2 separate regions of the Mus musculus genome follow, and region 2 is linked to region 1. The links are chromatin loops, found by intact Hi-C in ENCODE. Cell type or tissue: left cerebral cortex. All regions are shown on one strand.

Region 1 (8,000 bases):
ATGTCATAGTCCCTGTTTTATAGAAATAATTTTATGCTGTTACTGAATGTGGAGTGTATTAGTATTGTGTGCGTGTGTGCGCACGCGCTCATGTGTCTGGAGGTCCGAGGACAGCGTTGTGGAGTCTTTCTCCTCCCACCTTTATATGGGTTTCAGAGATGAAGCTGGGGTTGTCAGACTTGGACCGATGGGTGGCAGGCACCGTTATTTGCTGAGCCATGTGCCCATGGAGTGTGCTGCTAATGAGTGGCGGTAAGACTCCACAGTAATAGTCACACTCTGTAGTTGAAAGCTGGGCAGTGGTGGCACACGCCTTTAATCCCAACACTTGGGAGGCAAAGGCAGGTGAATTTCTGAGTTTGAGGCCAGCCTGGTCTACAGAGTGAGTTCTAGGACAGCCAGGGCTATACAGAGAAACCCTGTCTCGAAAAACAAAACAAAAACAAAAAAAATAAGAGAGAGAGAGATTGATTTGAAGGCAGGTTGTGTTTTCAATCACCTTCCTGAAAGAACTTAGCTTAATCAGGTACTGTTTACCAACAGTAACTATTAACACTGGAAGTTGGCTTTCCTTCCATCATGTGGTTTCAGGGAATTGATTGTTAGGTTTGCCAACAAGTCCCTTTGCCCTCTGAGCCGTCTCACCAGCTCTGTTACTGTTCTTTTTATTCATTTTACCATTGGAAAAATTTGTTTTAACAAATGAATTTAAAAATACCAAAATAAATTTAAAAAATGAGAAAAAGCCAGGGGCCAATGAGATGGATCATTGGATAAGGTCACATGCCTTCACATATCATCATATGTACCCAAGTATCTGTACACACACACACACACACACACACACCACCACCACCACCACCACCACCACCACCACCACCACCACCCACACATACACTTAAAAACACAGTAAAGCCGGGAATTGAGACCTAGTTTGGTAATGGAAAAGCTCTTGCTGAGCATGTATGGAGCTCTGGGGTCAGTTTTTAGCACGGGGACAGGAAGCTAAGCACAGCAAAAATGAGCATAACAGCTCCTGTGTGAGCTGCTGAAACACGTGACGGGGTCAGCCCTGCAAAGCCAAAGCTGCAGGACTTCATGACACAGGGCGACAACAGGATGTTTAAGAGGACTCCCAGTGAGCGTCCAGTGTTGATAGTGTAGCAGAAGCCAGAGGCCTCGAGCCAGACCAAAGACTCGTGCAATGAACATTTGCAAGTGAAGCTGTTGGGGCAAAGGGGTATATATACTGTGGGACACTCCACAGCGTCCCTGGGAGAGTCTTTGTTTTATTTTCTTTTGCAGGGGAGTTTGCGAGATTGGAGGGCAAATACGGAAAGACAGACATGAGTGGGACTGGGGTGCATAATCTGAAACTCATAAAGAGTCAATAAAAAGGGTTTTTTTGTTTTTTAAAAGAATGACTATAACAGGATGAGACCTGGGTTTATCCAAGGAAAGTGGGATTTTAAAAAAGATTATAAATTCATTCAGTCCATCCATCTAGCATTTACGTTCTTTCTCAGGCTTAGTGAGGGCGGGAAGATGAGGACCGGGAACGTGGGAGTTATTGAAGGCCTGCGTGCTGTTGAGGAGAGTGCTTGTTTGGTTTGGTTTGGAGTTAGGGTCCCTCTGGGTAGTTCTGGCTGGCCTGGAACTCACTACAAACAGGCTGACATTAAACTCCCAAATGTCAGGATTAAAGATGTGGCTACCATGCCTGGCTGGGAGATTTTTTTTTTTTTTAACTAAGCAATTTTAAAAAGTGATTGTAGTCTTAAAACAATTTATTTATTTTATGCATATGAATACCATGTAGCTGTCTTCAGACACATCAGAAGAGGGCATCAGATCCCATTACAGATGGTTGTGAGCAACCATGTGGTTGCTGGGAACTGAGCTCAGGAGAGCAGTCAGTGCTCTTAACCACTGAGCCATCTCTCCAGCCCCATAATTGTAGTCTTACATGGTGTTGTGAGAAAGAATATGGAGAGATATCTTGAACACCACTATATGCTTTTTAAAGTACTATTAATAATGAGTCCCAGCACTCGGGAGGCAGAGGCAGGTAGATCTTGGAGTTCGAGGCCAGCCTGGTCTACAGAATGAGACTATAGCCAGGACAGCTTGGAATACATGAGAAACCTTGTCTGGGAAAATTAAAATAACAACAACAATACTAAAATCAGGTAGGGAGTACTTCATGAATTTGAAAAGATGAGATTACTAAGTTTGTAGCTGCATGAAGAACATTTGGAGGCGGAAAGTTGGCTCTGTGGTGGTTAAGAGCACTTGCTCTTCCAGAGGACCCAAGTTCAATTCCCAATTCCTACATGGCAGCTTACAACCATCTTTAACTCCAGTTCCAGGGGATCATCTGATGCCCTCTTCTGGCCTCTGTAGACATAGGTGTATGTGTGGTGCATAGAAATGTATGGAGGAAAAACACCTATACACAAAATAAAGAAATCATAAAGAAGAAGTGTTGGTACAAGTATATAGTATTTAAGCCAAGCCTCCAAAGGGGGGAATGGTTGCCTGAGGAGGAGAATAGAAGGAGGGGTGAAGTGAGCCAGGACCCAGGTAAGCGGGAGGGAGGGCCTGGCTTCCTCGGGGACAGCAGTAAATAATAATCCAGACATTAGCACTGTCTGTAAGGAGTCCTGGTGGAGCCGTTACCACACATCCCAGGTGTATGTCTTCCAGGATGCCTTGTGCTGAGAGTCCGGCTTACTGAATGCATTTCTCGTTCTTTAGAATGACAGCCAAGAACGGCAGCAGCAGCATGACAGGCAGAGACTTGACAACCCTGAGCCAATATCTAATGGGCGGCCCCAGAGTAACTCAAGACAGGTGGTGGAACAAGATGAGGAGGAAGACGAAGAGCTGACATTGAAATATGGAGCCAAGCATGTCATCATGCTCTTTGTCCCCGTGACCCTCTGCATGGTCGTCGTCGTGGCCACCATCAAATCAGTCAGCTTCTATACCCGGAAGGACGGTCAGCTGTATGTATAAGTGCTTCGTTCTCTGGGCTGGTGTGGCTTTTCCTCGTAGCTTGTTGTTATCCTCTCAAAGATCTGTGGACCATCTTCCATCTTTCCTGATGGCCAGAGGCAGTGGGGATGATGGCAGTGATGATGTGATGTCTTGGTTTTGTTGTTGTTGTTGTTTTAGTTCTAACCTTTTGAATTCTTACTTGTGAGCCAGCAGACATGGTAGCAGGGCCTGAAATCCTAGCACTTAGCAAATGGCTCATGGAAGTTTAGAGGTTTAGGAACCATGGCTTTGGGGGACCACCATGTGGTGATTGAGACACAAGCATGATGGCATATGCCTAATCACTTGGCAGTGAGACGGGTCAGTCAGGAACTCAAGTCCATCTTGTGCTGATGCAGATTCCAGGCCAGGCTGAGCGACACAGCAAAGCAACCACATTCCTATGGTCCCTATCTTGGCTTGTGTGTTAAGTCTTTAAAGACAACTGCCTTCATCTACTGGGAGTAGATCCTAGTATTTCTCATAACAGCCTGTTTTCACTGTTTCTCAGGCTAGTCTGGAATCCACTGTGTAGTCTTGGCTAGTCTCAACTTTCTGATCCTGCCTCAGCCTCCTGAGTGTGAGGATTACAGGTGTGTGCCACCATACCCTGTTTTACGAGACTGTTATAGAAACTCAAATGACATTCCTCTTTCTCCCACAGAGCAGTGCAGGGGTAGGCAGTCCAGATTGGTATCCGGGTCTTTTATTCACAAAGCATGTGTGCTCCTCTCTTCAGCTTAGGTCCTAGATTTCCTTAGGGTCCAGACTAGAGCCTCAGTTTTCATTTGACAGCAGGAGGGAGTTGAGAAGGGGACATAGGCATCATGTAGCCGAGAGCACTCCCTGCAGGAACTACCTCTATAGCTTGTTCAGAGTTCCTTGGTCACTATGCAGTCTCATGGCCACACCTGCTGTAAGGGCAGAAGTAAGGTCATTGTGCTGGAAGCCTTGGCACTTGGAATTAAGGCATTTTTATGTGGGGCTGTCGAGATGGCTCAGCAGTTAAGAGCACTGACTGCTCCTCTAGAGGTCCTGAGTTCAATTCCCAGCAACCACATGGTGGCTCACATCCTTCTGTAATGGGATCTGATGCACTCTTCTGGTGTGTCTGAAGACAGCTACAGTGTACTCATATAAATAAAATAAATATTTTTAAAAAAGGTATTTTTATGTAAATGAAATACGAGAAGACAACTCCAATAATGGTCACCCTAGAGATAAAAAACCATTGCTTAAACCCTGTGACCTCTCTCTAATAACTGTTGTCCAGCCTTAGTAGTTACTGTGGCAGCATCTGGTTATTTAACAGAGTCTATTAAGCTATGGAGAAAACCTTGGGTGAGATCATTATTTCAGAACAAAGCATCCACTAGATGGAGCCAGTGCCTACCTGTGAGTTCATCTCTTCATAGTCTATTTCCTCTTACTCAGAAGACGTTATTTTAGAGGATAGCTATTTTTCTTAAGCTAAAAACTATTGGGTACAGGGTTGGAGAAATGGTTTAGCAGTTAAGAGGGTGCACCACTCTTGTGGATGTACTGAGGGGTCCATAACACCCACGTCAGAGAGCTCATAACCAGCTTCAGGGATTGGGTGCCTCTGCCCTTCATGAACATCTGCCCACATTCACGCAATGCACACACACACAATTTAAAATAAAAATATATGCCTACATTTAAAAATATTATTTGAGTGCTGCTTCACCCCTCCTCCCTCTCTTTAGCCCTCACCTTTCTTACTCTCTAGCCCTCCTTCTCTCTCTCCCTTCCCCTCTCTCTCCACATGGCCATGGCCGGCCTCTCTCTCTCTTTCTACCTTCTCTCTTTCCCCTGCATTTCTACAACAAAGCTCTAAAACCATTTAAAAAAAAATATTACCTAGAGCTAGGGTGGTACAGACCACAATCTCCACACTTGGAATTCAAAGGCAGGAAGATCACGTGTTCAAGTACAGCCTGGGCTACATGGTGAGTTCCAAGCTAGCTTGGGGTTTCTTATTAGATTCTGTGTCAAAAACTAACCAACCAAATAAAAATATCCTTGGTTGACTGATGACCTGCAAAAGGCACCTTCTAAAAGACTCATTAAACCGCAGACCTCACAGTGAATTACAGTTTTAAGAGTGTGCTGTTTGACATATGCATTAACACTCTGGTGTTTTGTTTCCCTCTGTAGAATCTACACCCCATTCACAGAAGACACTGAGACTGTAGGCCAAAGAGCCCTGCACTCGATCCTGAATGCGGCCATCATGATCAGTGTCATTGTCATTATGACCATCCTCCTGGTGGTCCTGTATAAATACAGGTGCTACAAGGTGAGCACGAGGCAGTCTGCTGTCCGCCTTGACCTGCCTATGGGTTGTCCTTGTGTGTGTGGGAGGGGAAGGGTGGGAGAGTTGGGGGCGGGGGAGATGTGTATGCAGGCCTGTGCATGTCAGAGTGTGCGTGTGCAGTTGGTAGGACCACTTTGTGGAATGCATCTTTTCCTTCCATCTTTGCTTGGGTTTTGGATATCAAATCTCCAAGCTTGTAAGCGTCACGTTCTGAGCCCCTTCACAGCCTCCTTGTCTTGACTTGGTCTAGCAAAGAGGAAGTGTCTTATATTTTGGATCTAAGTTATTTTTCCTTTTATTCTGAAGCATGTTGAAAGTACCAGAAGACATACATGGAAAACAGGTGTTTTCATGTAAGGTCACATGTTTTCAGTATTTTGATTTATAGTGTGCCTATGGCATTCCAAAGACTTTTGTATATATTGTCCTTAACAAATAGTGCTATAGAATTTAAGTGCCCCATAAGCCACCTTCAGATGCTGCTACTGAACGCAGTAGTGACTGGCCCCTCACTTGAGAACCAGCATCATTTGCTTAGTCTCTCAGAGCAGCCCTGCTTCTTACCTTGGTCAATGGGCACAGGGAGAAGTTGCAGCAGAGATGCAGGCCCAGCCTCCCAGCCTGTCCCCCTCTCTCCCTCTCCTCCCCTCTCTTCTCCCTCTCTTCTCCCCCCTCCTTCCCCCTCCTCCTCCCCTCCCTCCCTCCCTCCCTCCCTCCCTCAGTAAGCAACTGCGTCCTGGACCTCAGCCACCCAGCACATGCTTCATACTCAAACCTCAGAAAATCAACAAATCAATACTGGTCATGGAATCTTCAGGTCGTCCTCAGTAGTAGGAACAGTAAATGTTAACTCTCCGTATTGAAGTTTACTCTCTGTCTACATTATTTTCTCCTAGATTTTTCTTTGGGGTTTGTTTTGTTTTGTTTTGTTTTGTTTTTTGAGACAGGGTTTCTCTGTGTAGCCCTGGCTGGCCTCAAACTCACTCTGTAGACCAGGCTGGTCTCAAACTCAAAAGATTCACCTGCCTCTGCCTCCCCAGCGTTGAGATTAAAGATCTGCGCCGCCACCACCTGACAAATAGCGTGTTGTGCAGCGGTTTTCTCCGCACGTCTCACTGCACCTGTGTCTGTCTGCTTGCCAGTCTTTACCTCCTGGTCCCTTTCTTGGCCTTAGTGGACACATCCTGGACCTCAGCTGATTAGGGACCAGGCTTGTTCTTTTGCCTCCTTTTACGATTTTATTGGGGGTAGAATTCTGCCTTCTTCCACGTTTATTCTCCCCCACTTCCAGATTTCCTGCCTTTCATTTTTCAAAGTTGCCTGTGTACTACATACAGAGGTGTGGACTCAGCATTGAATTTCCTGAGAGTTTTTTTTCCTAGTAATCTTGGGAAGTTACTTAGTTTCTGTGTACTTTTACATTCCATATGGAGAAAGAGGCCACCATCTGTAAACTACCTCTCCTTGCCTCTGTTTTCAGTTTTTCCTGCACTGATCTGTTGATGACAATAAGCCAACTGTATGGACTATGTGCGTACTCCGTGTTTCATTTGGCATCTCACGAGCAGTGCATGCGCACACCTCCTACTTTCCCAGCTGTCCAGATGAGGCGTGGGGGCAGGGTCACAGTTGCTGTGGGTCAGAGACTAATGAATCAGTTTGGGAATTCGCGTTCAGAATTTGGCCTTGATTGACTGACAGGCATTATGTAAAATTCCTCTCAAACCTAGTCCTTCTTTCCTAAAGGCCATGGTCCTTGGCGCCCCCATGGAATCTGTTTATCTGCTTGGCAATACTTCCCTAGTTCTATCCGCTGCCTTTGCAAACTTGGTTTTTCTGGATCCTCTCGCCATTGGCTTGTTAGTGTGCGTTCTGACCTTGGTTCCTTTCCTCCTCTGCAGTTCCCCTCAGGCTCACAACCCAGTCCCAGACTCTGGAGGCTTTCCCCTCCTTTGTTTCTCAGAGAGCCCTGATTAGGGCTGGAGAAATGGTTTATCCGTAGGAGCACTGGCTGCTCTTGCAGAGGACATGAAACCGATGAATTTAGTTTCCTACTCCCACGTCTTGGCTCATATTCGTTCCTCACTCTGTTTCCAGGGGATCCAACAACAACCTCTTTTGGCTCCTGGGGTGGCAGGCACAAATGGCACTTACTGCATACATATACACACATGCACAGGGAAACCATGCATACACATAAGGAAAAAAAAAAACCTTTGAAACAAAATCACTTACTCTCTGGATTAATTTTGTACCCTCAGATCTAACCTTAAATTTTTTTAAAATTAAGTTTATATAGTGTATGTCATGTGGACATGTATGTTCCATGCTTCATATGTAGAAGTCAGAGGTGAGTTTGCAGGAGTCATTTCTCTCCTTCCATGTTGTGTGACAGACTTTTCCTGCAGCACACATCTGCTCGCCAGAAAAGATGAGCGTAGCACTCAGTAGCAAAGTAAAAACAACTGAGCCGGGGTCTGACGAGCGAGCCAGTGAGGCAAAGGACAGACTTTTTTCTTTTCTTTTTTTCTTTTTTGAGACAGGGTTTCTCTGTGTAGCCCTGGCTGTCCTCGAACTCACTCTGTAGACCAGGCTGGCCTCGAACTCAGAAATCTGCCTGCCT
Region 2 (8,000 bases), 88 kb after region 1:
GGCTTTGGCTTAAAATTAAGTAGATAAAGCATCTTGTTCTACACTTTTCTAAAAGATCAAATCAGGCCAACAATAACAATGGGTTAAGTATAATAATTTCTTAGTATGTTCTCAGCATCAAGATAACACTATTTTATATACACCAAATTCAACTCTTTCTAAAGTCTCATAAATCTGGGATTAGGGAAGGAGTTCCAATGTGTTCTACAGATGCCTAAAGCCAGATAGCTCCCGGTATAATACTGTGTTTTTACCTATGCATTCAAACCTAGGATAAAGCTTAATTTATAAGCTTGGTACACCGAGAGGCTAATAATTACTGTAAGAACATATTATAATAAACTTATTTAAAACATGAATTTTTTGTTTCTGGAATTTTCTATTTAATGTTTTGAGATAGTAATTAACCACAGGCAATTGAAACTTCAGAAATGGAGGCCATGAATGAAGGGTCTACAGTTTGCCTATACAACTAGTAAAAAAAAAAAATCATATGATATGTGTTTCCATTTACTTTAATACATTTGCCATTTGCTGCTATCTCTGTCTTTTCCCCATGTAATATTCATAATATCCAGAGAGCTGGGCTTCCTCTCCTCATCTCCTCAGGCCTCTTCCTTTATCAGTCTCTAGTCTATATTCCAGCTTTCCATCATGTTTAGCATGGATGATGTCCCTTTAGCACTGGACAACCACACTGGGTCAGGGTATTGGTATTGTTTACCTGGGGCTATGAAACAACAACAAAACTACAACAGCTAGAGACTGGAAGCCCCCTAAAGACAAAGGACATCGCTCCGTTCAGGTTCTATAACCAGTGCCCTACAAGCAGACGGCAGTGGGATGTAAGTGGGGCAGGAAGATCTGAATTTAAATCCCAGCTGCACAGCTTGCACAATTCACTCAGCCTATCCGAGCCTCAGTCTTCTTTGTAATGGTTACCTTAAAGAACTATTTGAAGATTAAATAAGACAACATGTGAGCATTTCCCAGTGTGTCAGGCACTGTTTATCAAGTTTACTTTTTCTAGTACTACAAATGTCTGTTAGATGAGAAGGAAAGCTGTGCGATGATACAAAGGACACATGACTATAAGTATGTCAAAAGATTGAGACCCAGAAGCAAAACAAAGAGTTATGGCAGCTTCTTCCAGGGGTAACAGCACTGTCCTGTAGTGCAGCCCTTTCTACTTGAAAAGTTCTCAAAAGACATGGGAATGGGCAATTGTCAGAGCCACTGATTCACTGACCTGTGAGCTGGGAATTTAATTTAGCATACTGGGGGTTAGGGGGAATGGCACCAACTCCAACCCTGAAGTAACTCTATTGTCACAAAAGCCAATTTAGAGACCACAGAATGAACCAGTGAGCCAGAAGAGAGGCTTCTACTTTATGAATCTCAGTAGAGAGAAGGTAGGTCTAGGTCTCAATGTTAACACCACTGGCATTTTGGGATGGATGGTAATTTGTTGTAGGTGCTGTCTTGCATGTTGAAGGATTTTTGGCAGTACTTCGAATGCTATAATAATCCCAAAATGTCTCCATACAATGAATACCAAATCTTCCCTGAGGTGGCCAAATTGTCCTTGGTGGAGAATCACAGAGCTTAAACCAATCTTGACAGCTGTTCTGTTCCGTAGGTCAAGAGGCAAATAAAGCAGTGAGTGGAGGCTACAGAGACTTTCTCGGATGCGTAGACAGATGAATTCATGCCAAATGATGAAAAGCGGACAGCTTAGACAAGAGAACAAAAGCCCAAAGATGTGACTGACAGGGAAACGAGGGATGCTGGCAAGCTCAGGATGCCAACTTCAGTTCAGGAGAAGCATGCTCACAGGATTAGTTTTAAAGAGAAAAACTGAGGTCAGAGGTCACCTACCTTGTAACACAGGAGACTGTGGTGCCACCAATGTCACTGGTTTGGTCATTGGGGCGGAGGAGAAGGGGTCCTCAGAGGGCGTGCTGAAGGCACTGGTGATCTGGGAACACAAGGAGCTGATGCTCTCGGCCTCTCCTTCCACCTCGGGCACTGCAAGGCAAAAGGAAATGGTTCCAGACAGGAAAGAGAGGAGTCCTGAAATATGACGGTACAGTGTGGGCTGCCAGTTCTCACTTTAGCTCTTTCCCTTGCCGAAGGACAAGTCTCAACTGTCAGGCTACACAATCAGCTTCAGTAAATTAATACCTCAACTTTCAGACAGGAAAGTAGAAAACATCAGTAACTCATGCACTAAGATCATCTTTCTCTGCAAATCCCTAATCTATCTCTCTTTGAGACTTTGTTGGGAATTTGGTGGTTTTTTTTTTTTTTTTTTAATGTGAGGCTTTTTTGTATAGCTGGGTCTTTCTGGAAGATCTCTGCAACCTATTTTAACTTTCAACCAGTTCCCAGAAGCTACAACCCAATCAATTCTAGAGCTGAAATGTAGGATGCTAAAGACTTTGAGATTCTGGGGGGAGAGGGGATGGAGGAGGCAGGACAGGGCTCTGAGAACATTTCCTCATTTCTGAGCAAACAGTTTATGTGTACTGAACCTTTGCTCATCTGTGAAGAGAGAAAGATTCTGTGCTGCATCTGCCCCAGAGGGAGACTGCAACGAGGTACTTGAAGCACCTACAGTTGTTTTGAGGGTGCTGAGAGCTGAGAGCCTTGCCATCATCACCTAACTCCAACTGTTCTCTAAGCCGAGTTCTACTGCGCACAGGCCTGTCTTCTCTGCGCTTGTACAGTGTTGTCAGGAGTGTCTACTGAGCCAGAGCTTCCTCCTGGTCAGTTATGGAGACAGCATGTCTCGTCTCAGAGGGAAGGGTAATAGATAGGGCCAGTAAAAGCACCAACCAGATCTAACATTTTAGCTGTAGCGCGTATGATAAGGATAGAGCTTACAGATTGGCTCAGCTGAACTGAGGATACACAGCAGCCATGAATAAATGAGCGGCCACCTGCTCCTGATGAACATTAGACCTTAGATTTGTATAAGAGCCATTTAGAGTTTCTTCCCCAGGAAGCCAACCTCTCACATATACAAGGGACACTTACCCATTTCTTCTGTTCCTTTGACAGTGCTGCTATTAACCTGTAAATGTTTCTAAAGCCTATTTAATTCTCTGGGGTCCTATGAGCACAGAAAGAATGGAAATTTGGAACTTTTTATGTAAAGAAATAGGCTAGCTGAGAGAGAGTACACCCGTGTCAGGACAAACCACGGACCTTGTAGTTCAGGCTAGAAATTCCACTGTCACTACTGATGGAAGAGAAATTAACTACTCATGACCCTAGTTTGTGCTCATATGAAATGACACGCACTATAATAGTTTCAGAGAGACAGGCATGACTAACTTAAAGGGATTTGTGTTGCTTCTGACGGAGCTAGAGCACAGTACCTGTGTTTTTTATTGGGAAATCGGTCTTCCTCTGCATAGTGGAAGGCAACTCATTGATGCGTAGGGACAGCTGGCGTTTAAAGGGTGACATCTTCTGGCTAAGAGCAGGAAATCCCCGGAAAGAGCCTTGACGAGCAAGCTGTTCAATTGGTGCATGCCGGCGTGGGATAGCATGGGGATTGTTCATCTCTGAAGATGCAGTGCCATCCGGAGTGGGAGAGGTGGGAGAGGATGGGGATGGAGCAGTGTTGCCAGGAGCCACTGATGGACCAACAACTGTCTTGTCTGTCTCAGCTCAAGAAAACCAAAGTAAAAGACCTTAGACCTCATTAGTGACCTTCAAATATCCTGAGTTCACAGAGCTGAGAGCTCAGAAGCCTTCTCATTCTTTAACTCATGCACTTTCCCATATTCAAATCTAATACATTCTGACAGATGACGGTTTAACAATACCCTGGTTGCTTTATACTCTATTAAGACAGAATTCCAAGCATCTACATAAATGCTCACAGCAAACAGTAACTACTACCATGGGATCCCAATTCCCTCTTCTAGTATGCAGACATACAAACAGACAAAATACCCATAAAACAAATAAATACATTTTTTTTGAGGGGTGGGGGGATTCAAGACACAGTTCTGTTTAGCCCTGGCTGTCCTAGAACTTACTCTATAGACCAGGCTGGCCTTGAATTTATAATCTGCCCGCCTCTGCCTTCCAAGTGCTCCACCACTGTCCAGTGTAAATAATCTTCAGACACAACCCAGCTCCAATGGAGTCCTTGCACAAAGTCCATAGGTACCTGTACTTACATATCACATACCTCCCCTAATGTATACAAATTTAAAATGAAAATTAATCTAAAAAAAAGAATGATAGCCTGGCGTGGTGGTGCACGCCTTTAATCCCAGCAATCGGGAGGCAGAGGCAGGTAAATTTCTGAGTTCGAGGCCAGCCTGGTCTACAAAGTGAGTTCCAGGACAGCCAGGGCTACATAGAAAAACCCTGTCTCGAAAAAACAAAACAAAACAAAACAAAAAAAACAAAAAAACAAAAAAAAGAATGATGAGCTATCTGGATGGCAAAATCCTATTGCCAAACACACATGATCTGGCATAGGTCCAGAGATCAAGTTAGAATTATGCTGGAGGCTTTCTTCCTACTGTCTAGTCTTTAAAGCACAAGATGCTATGTAGGCTTCTGGGGAAACTGTCATAGAGTGTTACCTAGGTGTGGACCCTACAAGCAGAAATAGTGGCTGGTTAGGCAAGATGTGCCCACTGGTTAAACAATGCAAAATCTATTGTGAGGGTAACCAACTACTTTCTAATTGGATTTGGGGCCCTTTCCAAAGGAGGAGGGTCATATCTGGTACTATAAATCTAAGAAAAAACTTGTGGTTCACAGGCTGAGGAGATAGCTAAGCAAGGGAAGTGCTTTCTCTGCCAAGTCTGAGGCCTGGAGCTTGGATCCTCAGGACTCAAGAGAATGCCTCCTGGGCATGGTAGTTCACTTGGGATCCAACACTAAAGAAGGGACAGGGGGGATCCTTAAAGCAAGCTAGCCAGGTTAGACTATCCAAATCAGTGAGCTCTGGGTTGAACTGAGAGACTCTGTCTTATGAATAAGGTGGAGGAGCTGGAGAGATGGCTCAGTGATTAAGAACACTGGCTGCTCTTCCAGGGGACCTGGGTTCAATTCTAAGTACCTACACAGTGGATTACAACCACCTGTACCTCCAGTTCCAGAGTCTACCACTTTTTTCTGGCCTCTAAAGGTACGAGGTACACATGTGGCACACACACACATACATGCAGGCAAAACTCCCATAACACAAAAATTTAAATTTAAAAAGTTGCTGGGCAGTGGTGGCGCACGCCTTTAATCCCAACACTTGGGAGGCAGAGGCAGGTGGATTTCTGAGTTTGAGGTCAGCCTGGTCTACAGAGCGAGTTCCAGGACAGCCAGGGCTACACAGAGAAACCCTGTCTTGAAAAACAAAAACAAAAACAAAAACAAACAAACAAACAAAATTTAAAAAGTTATATAAAAAAAGAATAGAGTGCTAGTGAAGATGACTTGTGGTTTTGGCTTTGGCTTCTGCACACTCTCACACACATATATGAACCTTCATACAAATGTAAAAACACCAACACTCATATCACACACACAAAGACACATGCAAAAACCCCAAAGCCACTTTTGTGACTCAGGATTATTATACCAGTCCTGTAACAGGCACAGTATCACCATTAACTCTCGACCACATCATAACTAGTGTGCCCTTTGTATCCCTAAACCCCAGGGCTATGCTTTCTCCCCAGGTCTTAAGTCTTTGATGGTATTTATGTCTCACAGAGAGAGAGAGAGTGCATCAGAATTAAATCTGTTCCAGGGACAGGAATGGGCAGGGAACAAGGGATGTTTCTCTGCACTTCTTCAACTTCTCTCTCACCTTCCTTAGGACGTACTATAATGAACAGCATAAACGGTTTTTAAGCCAGTCTAAAGAAGGCACTTTTGTAAGATTTTTAGTTTTGTCGTTAAGGTCTTCATGTATTGCTAAGGAATATGTCTTTGAGTGCATGGTGTGGGCAGGGATTGGGAATGCTAAAAATAGAAGCCAGGACCTTGAACATGTGGGAATGCTCTGTCACTGAGCTTCACCTGCAATCCAAGGGTTCCTTCAGTCTGTAAGACACATGTCTATAAACCTGTTGAGAAAACCTGAATTAAATAAACACATTACAGTAGAACACACTGTACCTTTCTTGGCATCTTGCAACTGTTTCATGATCTCCTCTCTTTCGGCTTGCTCAGTGGCAGTTGTGACACGGAATGATCCTTCTCTTGTGAAAGTGGTTCTACTGGCATCAAAAGTAGCAGTGACGCCACACTCCTTCTCCCGCTTCTGTTTACGCTCTAAACAGGCTGCAAAAGCACAGCCCACGGCGTGGCTCAGTCTTTCCCCCTGTAGAGAGCAGGTTTTGAAAGCTCTATGAGAGAGAGTTACAGCACAAATAACTACATACAAACACAGCTGCTGTAAATTACAGTTTAAAGTTAACATGCCAGACAAACTGTCTTTATATCTAAGTCTCCAATTTCCCTTTAATTTTTAATTCTCTGTGTGTGTGTGTGTGTGTACACGCGCGTGCGCGCTTGTTTTCTTGTGCACGTGAATACAGATAACTTTGAGTGAACACCTCAAAGGCCAGAGGTGTTGGATCACCCTGGAGCTGAAGTTTCAGGAGGTTGTGAGATGCTTGACTGAAGTGAGAATGTTGTTTTCTTTTTTAAAAACACAAGAAACAGGAATGTGCTTTTCTTTTATCCCAGGTGTGGGATCTGGGCCTGCCTCAAATTGTCCATAGCAGATGACTATGATTTGCCTCATGCTCGAGCAGGAGGGTGATTTTGCCAGCTGCAGACAGTTTCTGTAATTTTGTGACACTTGGAATTCTGGGAAGTTTTCAGAGGGTACATAAATGCTAGAACCCTGAGAGGTGGACTGTTGGTTAGTTGCTGTTGGCTGTGGTTTGTTAAGCAGCTGCGTGCAAAGAAGAAAGAATAAATTAGGTATCATAATGGCAGAGATCAATCTTACCCAAGGAACTTGACACCCCTAATCAGCAGGAAGTAGTCTATGGATAACATTGCCCCCTTTCCCCTCTATCCTTTTCTCTCTCCTATCTACTGTTAGGGGACTGAAAGGGTAGAAAAAGGGTAGAGAAGGGTGGAAGAAGAAAGAATCCACAAACTAGTAAACGACTGGCTACATTTGACTTGGGTGCTGGGGACAGAACTCAGGGTCAGGATTAGGAGGAGGTTCTCTCTAAAAGCAATATGTGCTTTTCATTACTGAGCCATTTTTTCCAGCCCTCCAGTTGCTTTTTTTTTTTTTTTTTTTTAGATTTATTTATTGATTATATGTAAGTACACTGTAGCTGTCTTCAGACACTCCAGAAGAGGGAGTCAGATCTCGTTAGGGATGGCTGTGAGCCACCATGTGGTTGCTGGGATTTGAACTCCGGACCTTCGGAAGAACAGTCGGGTGCTCTTACCCACTGAGCAATCTCACCAGCCCTCCAGTTGCTTTTTAAAGGGGGAATAACAGGAATATTTGCCAGCCCATTCTAAGAAGCCACTGGAGAGGAAGGAATTTCAGGAGCTTGACTACATTGCTAACAAGTCAGGGATGGAGGGTTTACAAACTTTAAAACTCCAGATTATACGGGACTCAAGTGCTAAACCTAGTGGGCACGCCTTTATTCCCAGCACTCAGGAGGCAGAGGCAGGCAGATCTTTGTGAGTTAGAGGCCAGCCTGGTATTGAGTTCAGGACAGCCAGTTCTACACACTCAGAAACCCTGTCTTGAAAACAAATAAATAAACAAAGGGACTAGGAAAGCCTTGCTTTTCCCTTTTTCCAGTGTTGGCGGGAGCAGCCTTCCCCTCACGCCTTCTGTGGTGGTTTGAATATGCTTGGTCCATGGGAAGTAACACTATTGGAGGTGTGACCTTATGAAAGGAGGTGGAGCTTTGTTAGAGGAAGTGTGTCACTGTAGAGGTGGGGCTTGGAGGTCTCCTATACACACACACATACACACATACATA

What was found. Hi-C counts contacts between places; a loop is a spot of excess contacts. Peaks named below come from ENCODE experiments on the same cell type or tissue, not always from the same donor. Only the 100,000 strongest peaks of a DNase experiment are listed, where the experiment ranks them.
Region 2: a loop joins it to region 1, with 2.8 times the contacts of the local background. A loop is called at or near these places in 3 of 42 quality-filtered maps.

What each region holds. Positions count from the first base shown.
Region 1 is chr12:83,709,547-83,717,546 of GRCm38, forward strand. Psen1 (presenilin 1) reads left to right here. Exons shown (of 12, transcript NM_001362271.1): 4 at 2,758-3,008; 5 at 5,218-5,359. Among named protein-coding and RNA genes, the nearest start is that of Psen1, 25 kb to the left of the region's middle. In left cerebral cortex, a CTCF peak has its summit at 4,411 (motif pointing right); DNase peaks (open chromatin) are centred at 4,412, 6,948 and 7,434; H3K27ac peaks cover 1,052 bases.
Region 2 is chr12:83,797,630-83,805,629 of GRCm38, forward strand. It overlaps Numb (NUMB endocytic adaptor protein), which reads right to left. Exons shown (of 10, transcript NM_001136075.2): 6 at 6,151-6,355; 7 at 3,384-3,677; 8 at 1,879-2,028. Among named protein-coding and RNA genes, the nearest start is that of Gm46367, 21 kb to the right of the region's middle. In left cerebral cortex, a CTCF peak has its summit at 3,491 (motif pointing left); DNase peaks (open chromatin) are centred at 882, 1,772, 2,017 and 3,508; H3K27ac peaks cover 1,631 bases.